2 separate regions of the Mus musculus genome follow, and region 2 is linked to region 1. The links are chromatin contacts, found by POLR2A ChIA-PET in ENCODE. All regions are on one chromosome and are shown on one strand. The core of a region is the stretch at or near the end of the contact, and the rest is flanking DNA. Distances in the headings are between cores, read along the strand shown. Region 1 holds the start of Zfp414 (zinc finger protein 414). Region 2 holds the start of Rps28 (ribosomal protein S28).

The links. ChIA-PET counts read pairs that join two places held with the same protein, here RNA polymerase II (POLR2A).
Region 2: POLR2A ChIA-PET joins it to region 1 with 29 read pairs in Patski. The contact joins the promoter of Rps28 here to the promoter of Zfp414 in region 1. POLR2A ChIA-PET finds 5 or more read pairs at or near these places in 3 of 5 experiments (Patski and embryonic stem cell).

What each region holds. Positions count from the first base shown.
Region 1 is chr17:33,622,784-33,630,400 of GRCm38, forward strand. It overlaps Zfp414 (zinc finger protein 414), which reads left to right and starts at 6,309. Exons shown (of 6, transcript NM_026712.3): 1 at 6,309-6,433; 2 at 7,014-7,296; 3 at 7,584-7,617. The coding sequence starts at 6,431.
Region 2 is chr17:33,819,422-33,826,531 of GRCm38, forward strand. It overlaps Rps28 (ribosomal protein S28), which reads right to left and starts at 5,141. Exons shown (of 4, transcript NM_001355384.1): 1 at 5,013-5,141; 2 at 4,878-4,925; 3 at 3,772-3,909; 4 at 3,615-3,695. The coding sequence starts at 5,051. The coding sequence ends at 3,787. Ndufa7 (NADH:ubiquinone oxidoreductase subunit A7) reads left to right here and starts at 5,151. Exons shown (of 4, transcript NM_023202.4): 1 at 5,151-5,259; 2 at 6,180-6,229. The coding sequence starts at 5,209. It overlaps Kank3 (KN motif and ankyrin repeat domains 3), which reads left to right. Exons shown (of 11, transcript NM_030697.3): 7 at 359-575; 8 at 2,348-2,493; 9 at 2,585-2,785; 10 at 2,865-2,954; 11 at 3,254-3,496. The coding sequence ends at 3,304.

The sequences.
Region 1 (7,617 bases), core at 5,059-7,558:
TCTCAGGTCCTGCAAATTTCTCCCTGGTATTATCAGGGAGGAGCAGCAGCTGAGCTATCCTATCTCCTTTACTAATAGAAAAAACGCCTTTAGGGCTTGAGCACAGGACCTGTATTTCAGGGGAATGTTGACAATCCATAACTCCAGGGTGGACTACTAAGCCCTGCAAGGTGAGTGAACCCCGGCCGAGAATAAGGCCCATGGTTCCCGGGGGCAAGGATGGTATAGGCTCCACCGGCACCGGCTGAATACTCATTTGAGGCATTAATAGGAAGTCGGAGGCGGCACGCAGGTCCACCCTTGTGGGTCTTCCTGGGTCGCCTCTCTGACTGCTTCCTGGGTCCTGACAAACCGGTTCCCATATCTTTGAGGGCCCTGGGACCGAGGGCCCGATGACCCGTTTTTTGGCACATAAGCTGATTGACTATCAGGTGGGGGAAGGACTCTGCCCTTTATATCCCTCACAGAGCGACACTGGTCAGCTCTATGATAACCCTTGCCACACTTAGAGCAAAGAGTGAGAGTCCCTCCCTGTTTATCTGGAGCTCTGCAATCTTTCTTAAAATGCCCAGGCTTTCCGCAATTAAAACATGTCCTCTGATCATTTCTGCCCATGGAGCGGTTCTGAGATTGAAGGATGGCGGCCGCTAAGCCTGCATTGGTGAGAGGTCCCCCAAGCTCTCGACAGACCCTGAGCCAGTCTTGTAAGCCTTTGTTCTTTCTTGGGGCTATGGCCGCTCGGCACTCCTTTGTGGCTTGCTCATAGATTAGCTGTTCTATCAGAGGCGCAGCTTGCTCTGACTCTCCAAAAATACGCTCTGCTGCCTCTGTCATTCTGGCCACAAAATCTGAGAAGGATTCCTGAGGTCCCTGGATTATCTTTGTTAACTGCCCAGTGGTTTCACCTGCTCGAGAGAGCACCTTCCAGGCCCTAATAGCCGTGGAGGAAACTTGGGCATAAGCTCCCCAATGGTAGTTTGTTTGATCAGCAGAATAAGCTCCCTGACCCGTTAACAAGTCAAAAGTCCAATCTCTCTGCTCTGGAGTCAAAGCAGCTGCGTTTGCTCGGGCCTGCGCTTGTGCAGCTTCGTGCCAAAGCGCTCTCCATTCCATATATTTGCCCATACTAGGGAGAGCGGCTTTTACAACCGTTTGCCAGTCGGCAGGAGTTAGTGCCATGCCGGCAAGCCTGTCTAACTGCACCAAGGTAAAATTAGCATTGGTTCCGTATTTACGGACCGACTCGGCAATTTCTTTAATTTGTAAGTATTCTACCGGAGCGTGGACACGCCCACCCTCGGCTCCTTCAAAGACCGGAAATGCCTGTTGTATTTTCCTTTGTTCCTCTCTGGGAATGAATGAGTCTGCGCACTGCCTCTCTGCGCACTGCCTCTCTGCGCAGGGCTGACGCACTACGCAGGGCGGGGACTCCGCATAGGGCGGACCTTGAAGCCGACTGCCCTGAGGCCAATCAGCAAACTGGCCTTCGCCAGCCGCTTTTGGCTTCCTTAACTGATTAGCTAGCACTTTACCTGGCTGGTACCCTTTTTTCTCATAATGAGCTGCTTCTTCCTCCCAGTCTGTTTCTTCAGAGGAGAATTCTTCATCTGCTTCAGAGCTACTAAGAGCTGGCTCCCCGAGCCCATCCAGCGATGAGCACAGGCTCCTTTTCCTAGAGACCTCCGCTAATTGATCTTTCTTCTTTTCCCTTTTTCCTCTTTTTCTTCTAATCTCTCTCCAGGTATTCCTACCTAACCTTAACTTTTCCTCGGGTTCAAGACCCTTGGAAAGGCCTGTATACTTATTTTGTGTACCATATTTCCTCTTTGTTCCTACTCTCTCTCCCCACTTTACTTCTGATAGCTTGTCCTGAATTTCCTCTAGAATCCTCCCTGCCTTAACCACTTGATAACATGTGAAAAGGAACAAAAGGGCTTCTAACACTAGAGAAAGTTCAAGGCCAAACATACCTTATAAAGCTATTTTCCACTTTACTTCTGATAGACTGTCTTGAATTTCCTTAGAAAGTTCAAGGCCAGGCTTACCTCGTAAAGCTATACTCACTGGTACTCTCGTTCCCCAGCTGAAAAGTTCTGAATTCATACAGTTGAATCCTTCTTAACAGTCTGCTTTACGGGAACCTTTATTACCGCGACCCGCAGTTCTGGTTCTGGAATGAGGGATCTTCCTTGCGCCAGTCCCGAGTTTTTTTGTATTTTTTCGTCCCGGATTTTTTCTCGTCCCGGATTTCAGCACCAATTGTTATTAGACGCGTTCTCACGCCCGGCCAGGAAGAACACCACAGACCAGAATCTTCTGCGGCAAAACTTTATTGCTTACATCTTCAGGAGCAAGAGTGTAAGAAGCAAGAGAGAGAGAAAACGAAACCCCGTCCCTTTTTTAGGAGAGTTATATTTCGCCTAGGACGTGTCACTCCCTGATTGGCTGCAGCCCATCGGCCGAGTTGACGTCACGGGGAAGGCAGAGCACATGGAGTGGAGAACCACCCTCGGCACATGCGCAGATTATTTGTTTACCACTTAGAACACAGCTGTCAGCGCCATCTTGTAACGGCGAATGTGGGCGCGGCTCCCAACATTGCACTAAAGTCAAATCTAAGTGGATTAAAGGAACTCCACATAAAACCAGAGACACTGAAACTTATAGAGGAAAAAGTAGGAAAAAGCCTCGAAGATATGGGTACAGGGGAAAAATTCCTGAATAGAACAGCAATGGCTTGTGCTGTAAGATAGAGAATCAACAAATGGGACCTCATAAAATTGCAAAGCTTCTGAAAGGCAAAAGACACTGTCAATAAGACAAAAGGGCCACCAACAGATTGGGAAAGGATGTTTATCTATCCTAAATCAGATAGGGGACTGATATCCAATATATATAAAGAACTCAAGAAGGTGGATGCCAGAAAATCAAATAACCCCATTAAAAAATGGGGCTCAGAGCTAAACAAAGAATTCTCACCTGAGGAATACCGAATGGCTGAGAAGCACCTGAAAAAATGTTCAACATTCTTAATCATCAGGGAAATGCAAATCAAAACAACCCTGAGATTCCACCTTACACCAGTCAGAATGGCTAAGGTCAAAAATTCTGGTGACAGGAGATGCTGGCAAGGATGTGGAGAAAGAGGAACACTCCTTCGTTGTTGGTGGGATTGCAAGCTTGTACAACCACTCTGGAAATCAGTATGGCACTTCCTCAGAAAATTGGACATAGTACTACCAGAAGATCCCTCAATACCTCTTCTGGGCATATATCCAGAAGATGTTCCAACCGGTAAGAAGGACACATGCTCCACTATGTTCATAGCAGCCTTATTTATAATAGCCAGAAGCTGGAAAGAACCCAGATGCCCCTCAACAGAGGAATGGATACAGAAAATGTGGTACATTTACACAATGGAGTACTACTCAGCTATTAAAAAGAATGAATTTATGAAATTCCTAGGCAAATGGATGGACCTAGAGGGCATCATCCTGAGTGAGGTAACCCAATCACAAAAGAACTCACACAATATGTACTCACTGATAAGTGGATGTTAGCCCAGAAACTTAGAATACCCAAGATATAAGATACAATTTGCTAAACACATGAAACTCAAGAAGAATGAAAATCAAAGTGCAGACTCTTTGCCCCTTCTTAGAATTGGGAACAAAACACCCATGGAAGGAGTTACAGAGACAAAGTTTGGAGCTGAGATGAAAGGATGGACCATCTAGAGCTGCCATATCCGGGGATCCATCCCATAATCAGCTTTCAAATGCTGACACCATTGCATACACTAGCAAGATTTTGCTGAAAGGACCCAGATATAGCAGTCTCTTGTGAGGCTATGCCGGGGCCTAGCAAACACAGAAGTGGATGCTCACAATCATTTATTGGATGGATCACAGGGCCCACAATGGAGGAGCTAGAGAAAGTAACCAAAGAGCTAAAGGGATCTGCAACCCTATAGGTGGAACAACAATATGAACTAACCAGTACCCCCGGAGCTCATGTCTCTAGCTGCATATGTATCAGAAGATGTCCTAGTCGGCCATCAGTGGAAAGAGAGGCCCATTGGTAGTGCAAACTTTATATGGGGAAGGCCAGGGCCAAGAAGTGGGAGTGGGTGGGTGGGGGAGTTGGTGGGGGAGTGTGGAGGGGACTTTTGGGATAGCATTCGAAATGTAAATGAAATAAATACCTAATAAAAATTTTTTCAAAAAAAAAAAAAAAGAGTTGCCTTGGTCATGGTGTCAGTTCACAACAGTAAAATCCTAACTAATACACCCATTAAGGGGTGGAATTTGGTAAGGCAGATTCAAATGTCTTTGAGTCATTTCTCCCTCAGTAAGTAACCCCTTGCCTATATCCCTGTAGTAACTTAAGAAAACCCTTGATCCACTATAGTGGCTTTGGTGTTATTCATACTTTGCTCTGTCATGGGTTATTTATCTAAGGTGAGTAGAAGTGTTTGTGTTTCCCTGGAAAAAGTCTTGTCATACAACTGATCCTACCATAGAAATATGACGACCTAAGTTCATATCCCCAGATACCAGGTAAATGCCAGGTGGGCACTATGGCCCACCTGCAGCTTCAGCCTCAGACAGTAGAGACCGTGCATCCCCAGAGCAAGAATAGTCATATTGTTGAGCTCTGAGTTTGATTTTGAGGTCCTGTCTCATCGAATAAGGAGGAAGAGGCCTGGAGGATTATTCCCCACTGCAACCACCAGCCTCCATATGCACAAGCCACAAAGTGAACATGTACCCACAAATGTGAGTATGCACCTGCAAACAAATACCCCACAAACATGTGTGCATATATACATGCAACCACATACACAAAAATGGAAAAACAAACATTCATCAATGACTACTTCAGAAACCATGGTTTCTCTCTCTTCCACCTCTTGAAAGTCCTACAGGAGCCAGGCGTGGTGGCGCACGCCTTTAATCCCAGCACTCGGGAGGCAGAGGCAGGCAGATTTCTGAGTTCGAGGCCAGCCTGATCTACAGAGTGAGTTCCAGCCAGGGCTACACAGAGAAACCCTGTCTCGAAAAAACAAAACAAAAGAAAGAAAGAAAGAAAGAAAGAAAGAAAGAAAGAAAGAAAGAAAGAAAGGAAGGAAGAAAGGAAGCCCTACAGGACTCACCCAAGTTCTCTTTCTGACCTCCATACCAACATCTTTATTCTGTTTCAATAGTGCAGAGGTCTCGCCCTTGCTTACGAAAGGGGAGCTTGCTCTTTGCCAGCTCAGGACATCTGCGCCAGCTTGCTGTAGTGCTCTGCTTCTGTAGGCATCAAGGCACAGCTCAAGTCACCCCCTTAGACAGGCTTCCCTGACTCCTCATTTCACATCAGTTTTGTTTGTTTTCTTATCTCCTAGGATAGATCCAAGATCATTTTTCTGCTGTTGTTGATTTATTGTCTCTCCATTTTCTTGGTTGACTAGAGACTCCCAAGAGCAGTACTAAGTTCCTGGCACATAGGATGCACTTAAGGAAAGTAGGGTGGGCAGGCGACCTCTCAGTAGTAGTGCACTTGGGATTCATTTTCACACCTCTCGACCTGTGGAATTTGCTTGTTCCTGAAGATCCATTAGTTAGAGTGTTTCTCACATTGGGCTATTACAACAGATTCGTACTTGCTGCACACTGGATGTGCTGAAAATTTTATGGTGCTTGCTAGGAAGATGGGTCTGTGCAGACACAAGGGACCAGGGTTCAAACCCACAATCATGTAAATGAGAAAGAGTTTGGATCTCTAGCCCTCCCTGTGAGGCATAGCAGCTTCCTGTAATCAGGGCCCTTTGGAGGTGGACACAGGAATCTTCTGACAAGTAAGTTAGCTAGCTAGGTGGGAACTGGTGAGCTCCAACTTCAGTGAGAGATGTTGCCTCAGTGAATGAAGTGGAGAGCAATGAAGGAAGACAATGTCTACCTTGGACCTCCGCTCTTACCTGCTCACATCTGTGCATATACATATTCATTTGTACGTGTATGTGTACAGAGCTAAGGATGTGGCTTGCTTTGTAGAGAGTTTGCCTAGCATATATGAAAACTCTGGGTTTGATACTCAGTACCACCTAAAACCTGGTGTATTGGCATCTAAGTTCAAGGTCAACTTCTGTGTAAGGCCAACCTGGGCTATAAAAGTGGGGAGGGGAAGAGCTTTTGTCAGTTTTCTCTGAAATTTAAGACCAATCAAAAGCAGACCTTCTCTGTTTCTGTATAAGAGCTGCAGTGTAGTCTCAGGCCCCTCCTTCTAGAGAAGCGCCCAGAATTAGGCCACACCCCATGTCTCGCGAGATCTGAGAAGCGGGAAAATGGCGCCGATGTGAGCGAGAGACCGTGTCGCCGAGGAAGACGCCCCTGCTGGAGCCAGAGCCTCCGAAGGCACGGGAACCAGAGGTGTAACTGAGTAGAGGATGGTGAGCGCAGCACCCCGCACGCGGACGCGGAAGAGCAGCGGGACTGACAGGGAACGGTCCTGCCGCGCGCCCCCCTCCAGCTGACCCCGCCCCCACATCCGGGTCCCCGCCCGCCTCTGACTGTCACTTAGCTTTCGTCCAGCCCTGAAGGCCGGGCCACACCCACTCTCCTAGAGTTCAGTCCCTAAATTTAACACGTATTGGCTCAGAGCGTCTATCTGCTCAGCTCTAGCTTAGCCAGTATTCCCCATCATCACACGATCCACTGTAGGCCCTCCAGCATTTCCTAGTTGCTCCTCTAGGCCACACCTCCGCCCCTAGTGCCTCTCCTGCCAAAATTGAGGAAGGGATGTTAATGCTGCTTTTTTATGCATAATCCCTGATAACTCCTGCAATTGGAATTAGGAGACAGTAGCTCGGTCTGCCCTTATCTCCCGTATCTTGCTGGTGACTCAGAAAGTGGAATGACTGGGTAATATCTGGTGAGTGTTGAAGGAGTCTGTCTTGTGGACCTTTGTAGTAGAAGGGCATCTGTCTGACCTAGGGATCCCAGCCTGATTTTAGCCACTTCTTGCACCAGGAGGAACCATCCAGGCCCAGCTCGGACACGCTGACCACTGTAGAATCCAGCTCCGGTGAGCCAGACAAGGAGGTGGCATCTCCAGATGGGGCAGCTCCAGCCACTTTTTCCTCCGTGGAGGAGCCCAGCCCTAACCCAACAGCCATGCCACCAGTGTGGGACCATGGAGGACCTCTGCAGCAAGTTGCCTATCCAGCCTCAGACAGTTGCCAGACTGGCTCAACCAACACAGGCGTGGGGACCAATGAGGACCTTCGGTTGCCCAGACGCCGTCCACCGCCAGGTTATCTGTGGACCTTTCTGGGGAGTCACATGCCTTTGATAGGGCTGAGATGGTGCAAGACAAGGAATCACCTTTTATCCCATTGCGGGGGTGGGGGGGTGGGGTGGGGGGTGGTCTTCACCATTTACTGAGCACCTTGTCAATATGTCAGGTGTGGCTCCAGAGATGAACTAAACCAATCCAGCCCTTCCGGGCAGTTTATTCTGACAGTGGCTGGGTGGGGAGTAATCAAGGCTTTTGGGTAGGTCAGTAAGGAAGAGAGTAATGACACCCATTCGTTCCTGCAGGGAAACAAATACCCTGCTCTAGCCCCGGCTGCTG
Region 2 (7,110 bases), core at 3,891-6,390, 200 kb after region 1:
AACTCTTGTTTTCCTGAGCATACAAACTTCACTGACTGTACCTCCTTCTCGAAGAGGGTGAGTGAGGTCCCCGCTCTCCACCTGGTTTCTTTTCTTTTTTTGTTTTTTTGAGACAGGGTTTCTCTGTGTAGCCCTGGCTGGCCTCGAACTGAGAAATCCGCCTGCCTCTGCCTCCCAAGTGCTGGGATTAAAGGCCTGCGCCACCACGACCGGCTCCACCTGGTTTCTTGACACCCTACTTAGAAAGCATTGGCCTCCCTAGGGTCACCAAACATGTCTTATGCACACACACACTATTTTTTGGCCTCTCCCATTTTTTTTCTCACCATTGATTAATTCTTTGTCCTGGTCCTGCCAGAATGCAGCACGCCTTGTGGCCCAGGAATGGTTTCGAGTGTCCAGCCAAAAACGCTCTCAGGCAGAGTCTGTGGCTGGGGTTCTTCGAGGGGTGAAAAGCCTGGGGCCTGAGCTGCTGGCTTATGTGGTGAACCTGGCTGATGGCAATGGAAACACAGCTCTGCATTACAGCGTGTCTCATGGGAATCTCGCCATTTCCAGCCTGCTACTGGATACAGGTCAGAGTTGTGGAGAAGAGGGCTAAGGCAGGTGAAGGTTGGATCACTGAGGGGCACAGATGAGTAGCAGAGGGTCCCATTGAGCCTCTCTTAAGTTATTCTTGGTGGCTGTTCACTTGGCCAAAGTCAGCACTGGGTGTTTTCTTCTGACTCCCTACTTTGTTTTCTGAAGCTGAACTTCCTATTGAACCTAGAGCTGTTTGACCAGCAAATCCCATCTGTTTCCATCTCCCCAGCCTTGGAGTTGCAAATGGTGCTCAACTTTCTATGTATGTGCTGGGATCCAAGTGTGGTCCTCAAGCTTGCAGTAGTTCTAACCCCTCTGTGCACCCAGACATAAGGCGTACCAGACATAACCCATCAAGGCCTTATGCCTTGATATCTAGCCCCTGCCTGGCCTCAAATCTGTGACCATGTTGCTTCTGCCTTCCAAATACTGAAATTACAGGGATGTAGAGGCCTTTTGATATTATTATATCTTCAGCTGTTCTGAGCTAGCTCCCCAGCCCCAATAACAATCAGCTTTGAGACCAGAGACCTCAATTTAGCACCTTCCTCCCTGGGTATATTATCTCTAGGCCTTGACATTTCCTTTTTTTCCTGAGACACTGTCTGTAGTTCCGGCTAGCCTGGAACTCACGAAAGATCCACCTGTCTCTGCTGGAATTAAAAGCATATACCTAAGCCTTGCTGTTTCCTGAGTTTTTGGGCTCCACTGTCTATCCCCTGGGGGGCGGGTGCTGCTCACACTGTTAAGGTTGACTGTCATCAAGCTGTTTACTTGCCTCCTGCCTAACTCTGCCTCATCTTATTGCCCCACTGAGGCAAATACACTCAGGTGGCTATTCATAACTATCAAATCTAGTGTATACTAGCACCATCCTTGAGTGACCACTCATAATTGTTTTGCTTATGAAACAACATAGAGGGTACCTATTACTAACCTTTACCTGTTACTAACTTCATTATTCTCTTTGTTGGGACCTTCACCTCAGCATGGCACTTTTTTTTTTTTTTTGAGTCTTACAAATTGCTCAGCCCTGGCTGCTCTAGAATGTGCTCTGTAGATTAGGCTGGATTTGAACTGCCTCTTCCTCCTAAATGCTGGGATTAAAGGTGTGTGCCACCATCACCTGGCCAAGTTTAAAAAAATTACTAAATTTTACTTTACTTTTTGAGACAAGGCTCACTGTATAGGCCTGGAACTATATAGCTCAGGCTGGCCAATATTTTAAGTGCTGGAATTACATATCTGGCAAATTCTCCAGTGTTTAAGTCTGTGTCCTTGTTCTTAAAGCATGTATGAGTGGACCTGAGGAGAAATAATTAGCAAATCTTATTTTTAAAGAGGGACAGACACAGGAAAGAACACTTAGCATTTTCAGAGTACATGTAAGCCAGTGGTTTATTTCTGGGGCTATGAGTAGTAGAGGCTACAGGACCTTACTGGCTGCCAACCTAGGTAGGGAACACTCAGGTCTCTCTAATCTCTGTATTTAGTTCTTACACATAGCCACACCATGTATGCACAAGAATGCAATTGGCTGAGGGACAAGGGATGTAGTCCTGTCAACTGGGAGAGTTCTTACCCAGCAGTCTCAGTGCTGGGGAGCTGGAAGCAGTACAAGTTCATTGGTTGTCATTGTCTGTGGTCAGCTTGGGATAAAAGATGCCTACCCACCATCTGTGATTTGGAGACCCAACACTGCCCCCCCCCAACAAATCAGTGCATTTGAGGCTTACATGAAGTGACTAACCTTTCTTCTTCCCAGGGGTCTGTGATGTGAATCACCAGAATAGAGCTGGCTACTCTGCCCTCATGTTGGCTGCACTCACTTCTGTAGGACAAGAGGAGGAAGACATGGCTGTGGCCCAGAGACTTTTCAGTATGGGTGATGTCAATGCCAAGGCTAGCCAGGTGCAATGGACACTCCAGTCCTGATGGGTGGGTAAGGTGGTGTCCCTTTCTACTTTTAAAATACTCGAGACCTCCTTTTCTCTTTTCCCAGACTGGACAGACAGCCCTCATGCTGGCCATCAGCCATGGCCACCAGGACATGGTAGCTGCCTTGCTAGAATGCGGGGCTGATGTCAATGTACAGGATGCTGATGGGGCCACAGCACTGATGTGTGCCAGCGAGTATGGACGCCTTGATACAGTTCAATTGTTGTTGGCCCAGCCAGGTTGTGACCTAACCATCTTAGACAATGTGAGCCACTAGCAAGGGCCTGGAGTAGTGGTGGTGGTTGCCTCTGTAGCCCAGGGACCAATGTCCTATTACTTCTCAGGAGGGCACAAGTGCCCTGGCCATTGCACTGGAGGCTGAACAGGATGAGGTGGCTGCACTGCTCCATGCCCACCTGACATCAAACCACCAGGTAAGTGTGGTCCCCAAGAAACAAAGATGTTAAGCACCTTCAGAAGACCAAAGATGGAGAAACTGCCAAACAGGTCAGTTATTTCATGCAAGACTCAAATGGGGATGAGCAAGTGCTGGGTCTCCTGCATCACTGATCCCAGTTATTTACCAACCAAGCTAGGGTAGGTATCTAACATGGATTCAACCTAGGAAGCTTGGAAGATTGTTTCTTATTTCTTCCATCCTTCTACTGCACTGCCCCCCAGTGGGTGTCTGAAACTAGCCTTTTGCCTATAGGACCCCTTTTCTTTGTTCTAGGGACAGTCTTCCACAGGGTCTCCCACTGCAAAGGAATGCAATGACAAATGAGGAACCTCTACCTCTGTGAGCTGCTAACTACATCTAGACTCTCTCTGCTGTCTGAATCACAGCAGGGCACCTTGAGAAGATGCTCCCTCTAGCTTGTTAGGATGCTGAGGGGAAAGAGTGAGGCAAAGCCTGGGTAATGCCATATCCCTCAACTCACTTCATGAAACATCCTAATAAAAGTATTTCTACTAAGTTCGTATTGTGTGGATGGAAGCAGTAGGAACAAACACCTATGGGGAGGGGGGCTTTCAAAGCAGAGTGCATGGTCACTGGAGTTTTTATAAAGCCAAGACGCTGCTGGAAAAACCAATTTCTAGACAAGAATTAATATAAATGCTTTATTTAACAGTTGCAGATCATTCCGTGGGCTAAGTAGTGGATATCCAGAACCCTGTAAACAGACCCAAGCATTAGATAGAGTGCCTTTCTTACCTCCTAACAAGTCCCTCCCAAGGGTTGCCACTTACCCACCAGCTGCAAGATTAACGCAACCTTCGAGCTTCTCTTTCTGACTCCAATAGGGTGAGCACGTCACCCTCTCGAACGGGGCCTTTGACATTTCGGATGATAGAGCGGCTGGTGTCATCCATGAATTCCACTCGCACCTACAAGCCCAATACAAGAGTTAAATGCTGCTACTTACTAGTGGGGTGGAAAGGTAATATGGACCAGAGCCTGGGACAGGGGCTGGTCAGGTCAGATGGTTCAGCAGTTACAAGCATTTGTTACTCTTAAGGTCTCATTTGCCAGACCAAAGGCATTGAATCACTCACATGATAGGGTCTCTGTAGCCTGATCTGACCTTGAAATCCTGTGATCCTTCTGGAATTACAACACCCTCCCCACTTACAATTTTATCTGGGTGCCTCCAACTTACTTCAGGCTGGCCCTGATCTACGGGTCCCCCTACCTTAGTTTCTTAATTAGCTGTGATGGGAGACCTGGGTATAAGCCAGGGGAACGAACGGTCAGGGCATCTTTAGCCTAGGCTTGTCTGTCTCCTGGAGTAGGTGAGATGCCCTACCGTTCTTGTTCTATGTGGTGGACCGAGGCAAGCACACTATCAACAGTGGCCCAGGTTTTTTCGGTACTGGATCATTTTGTAGCCTAAGCTTGACTGGAACTCCAAGTGAACTTCCTTAGACATCTTTAATTACTAGCTTTGAGTTCAGTACTCAAGTTTTTTCGGGTTCTTTGTATGGTAAGCAAGTCTACTACTGACACACAGGTCCCGCCAACTCCACCTCTTTAAAAACCAAATCTTTTAGCTGGGCAGTGGTAGCCCGCGCCTTTAATCTCAGCACTTGGGAAGCAGAGGCAGGCGGATTTCTCAGTTCGAGGACAGCCAGGGTTACACAGAGAAACCCTGTCTAGAACACCCCCCCCCCCCCAACAAAAAACCACCAAAGCTTTCAAAGGCAGTCTTACTACGGTATCCGCGTTTCTTACAAAGTCATATCCTCCCTGAACCTAGCTACTAGAATTAAACGTCACCAAATCCAGTTATAATCCTGGTACTCGGGAGGACTCCGCTCCGACCCCAGGAAGTGGTCCGAATGTTCCCATCACTCACCTGCGTGCACTGTCCCTGCGAACCGGTCCTGCCCAGCACTTTGGTTACCTACAGGAAATAAGGGAAAGTTAGGCTCGACATGTTCAGCTTTCTTCTCTCTTTATTCAGGTTTCTAAACACCCGCAGTCGCCTCACCCTAGCCAGCTTGATGGGCTGCACGCGACTCGTGTCCATGATGGCGGCGATCTGGCGGAGAGGAGTCACGTGAGCAGGGGATGCCTTTTATAGTCGGCTCTGACCACGCCTCACTTTCGCTCTCGCGAGACCGCACGCGGTACCCAGGAATCCTCGGGACAGAGTCGTCACCAGCGTCCTTCGGAGCGGAAGGAATATGGCGTCCGCTACTCGCGTTATCCAAAAGCTGCGGAACTGGGCGTCTGGGGTGCGTGTGCTGTTCCGATCCGGGCCGGGAAGGATTTGGGTTCTGTACGCCCTTGAATCCTATCCCCCTTAACATCTCCTTAGTTCAGTGGATAATCCAGGATCCCTGAATTTGTGACTCCAGTAGTCAGACTCAAGGTCCTAAATGTTTTTGGCCGGGTTACTGGGATTTCCTTGGCCTTAGATTGCCTGGCTTTAGCTCCCCCCCGCCCCGCCCCTCTTCCTATCCCTTTCTCTCTTCGCCTCATTTGTCTCCCACGTGAGACCAGGTGTTTCCTCATCCCCCGTATCAGCTTGGAATCTTTGTTTGTTTGTTTGTTTTTGTTTTTGTTTTTCTTTTTCGAGACAGGGTTTCTCTGTGTAGCCCTGGCTGTCCTGGAACTCACTTTGTAGACCAGGCTGGCCTTGAACTCATAAATCCGCCTGCCTCTGCCTCCCGACTAGGATTAAAGGCATGCGCCACCACGCCCGGCTATCAGCTTGGAATCTTGTGCCCCTGTTTTTGGAAGGCTGAGGACCAGTTTTTAGATTTTGGAAGAAAACAAAGAGGTCAGGGAAGCTGTAGATCTCTGCAGCTCCTGGGAGGTTGGAGATGGATAAGAGGAGAGATAATTTAGGGTCCAAGAAAGGAGGTATATCTAGCACTGGAGCTTAGTAAGCAACTGTTTGGGTGAGAATTCCCATAATGTTAGGGTAAGCACGTTTAGTATATTGACCCATATACAGAGGAGATTTTCTTTAAAAGGAAGGCTTTTTAGGTTAGATCTTGGAAAGGCTGGAAACTTAGCCTTAAAGTTTTGTAAGCCATGCCCTTGCCTTTCTTCATATGCATGACTTGTAAACTTACCCTAACTGGCTACTTCTGTTCGCTAACCCTATCCTGGGGTTCCCTAGTTTCTGACTTCTTCTCTCCTCCCACAGCAAGACCTGCAGGCGAAGCTACAGCTGCGCTACCAGGAGATCGCCAAGCGGTGAGCAGGCCGTGCTTGCTGCCTTCATCCTGACATTCTTCCACCAAACCCAAGGCTGGCCATAGTGGTACAGTCTTTAATCCCAGCACTCGGGAAACAGGCAGGCTGAGTTCTGAGTTCAAGGCCTGCCTGATCTACATGATGGGTTCCAGGTTAACCCCTGTCTAATAAACAAACGTGAAAAAACAACCCTAAATTTGCTGTTCTCTTGAACTTTCCTTGGAGAATTGAGCAGAGATCTTTCTTGTCAGGCTGTGAAAGCAAAAATTTAACTTTTAACTTCATTGGGTTGTCTTGGAATAGTTAGGAGATAGGTTGTATTATTTGTTGGTCTCTTGGGTAGCTTTGCAGTCTTCATTGTGACCACCCACATGAAATGCTATGTTCTCAAGCTACTGAAGGGGGAGGATGAGGCCCATGTAGGCCAAGTCATTGCTTAAAGTCAGTTTTGATCACATTTATATACTGATGAGTCTTTGCCTTGTCCTCAGGCTTTTGGATGCCAATACAAACGAGTGTTCTTGCTTTGTGGGGTTGGTGGCTTTAGCACTCAGAGACTCCACCTCACTTTGCTGAGTTCAGAATGAGCCCCTGTGTGAAAACCCAGCAGACGCCAAGGGAGGGAAATATCTGAAACAGTGCCCAGTCTGGTCTCAAAATTGTCGTGTAGCTGCAGTATGGCCTTACACTCATGATCCTGCTTCTGTCTTCAAAGCGCTGGGATTTCAGCAGTAGATACCACTATACGTATATAGCAGTATACGTATATAGCAGTATACTAGGTTTACGTAGTGCAAGGGATGCCTTTATCAAGTGAACTACACCAGCCCTCAACTTAAATTCTATCTTCATCTTTTTTTCTTAAAAGATTTTTAGATTTA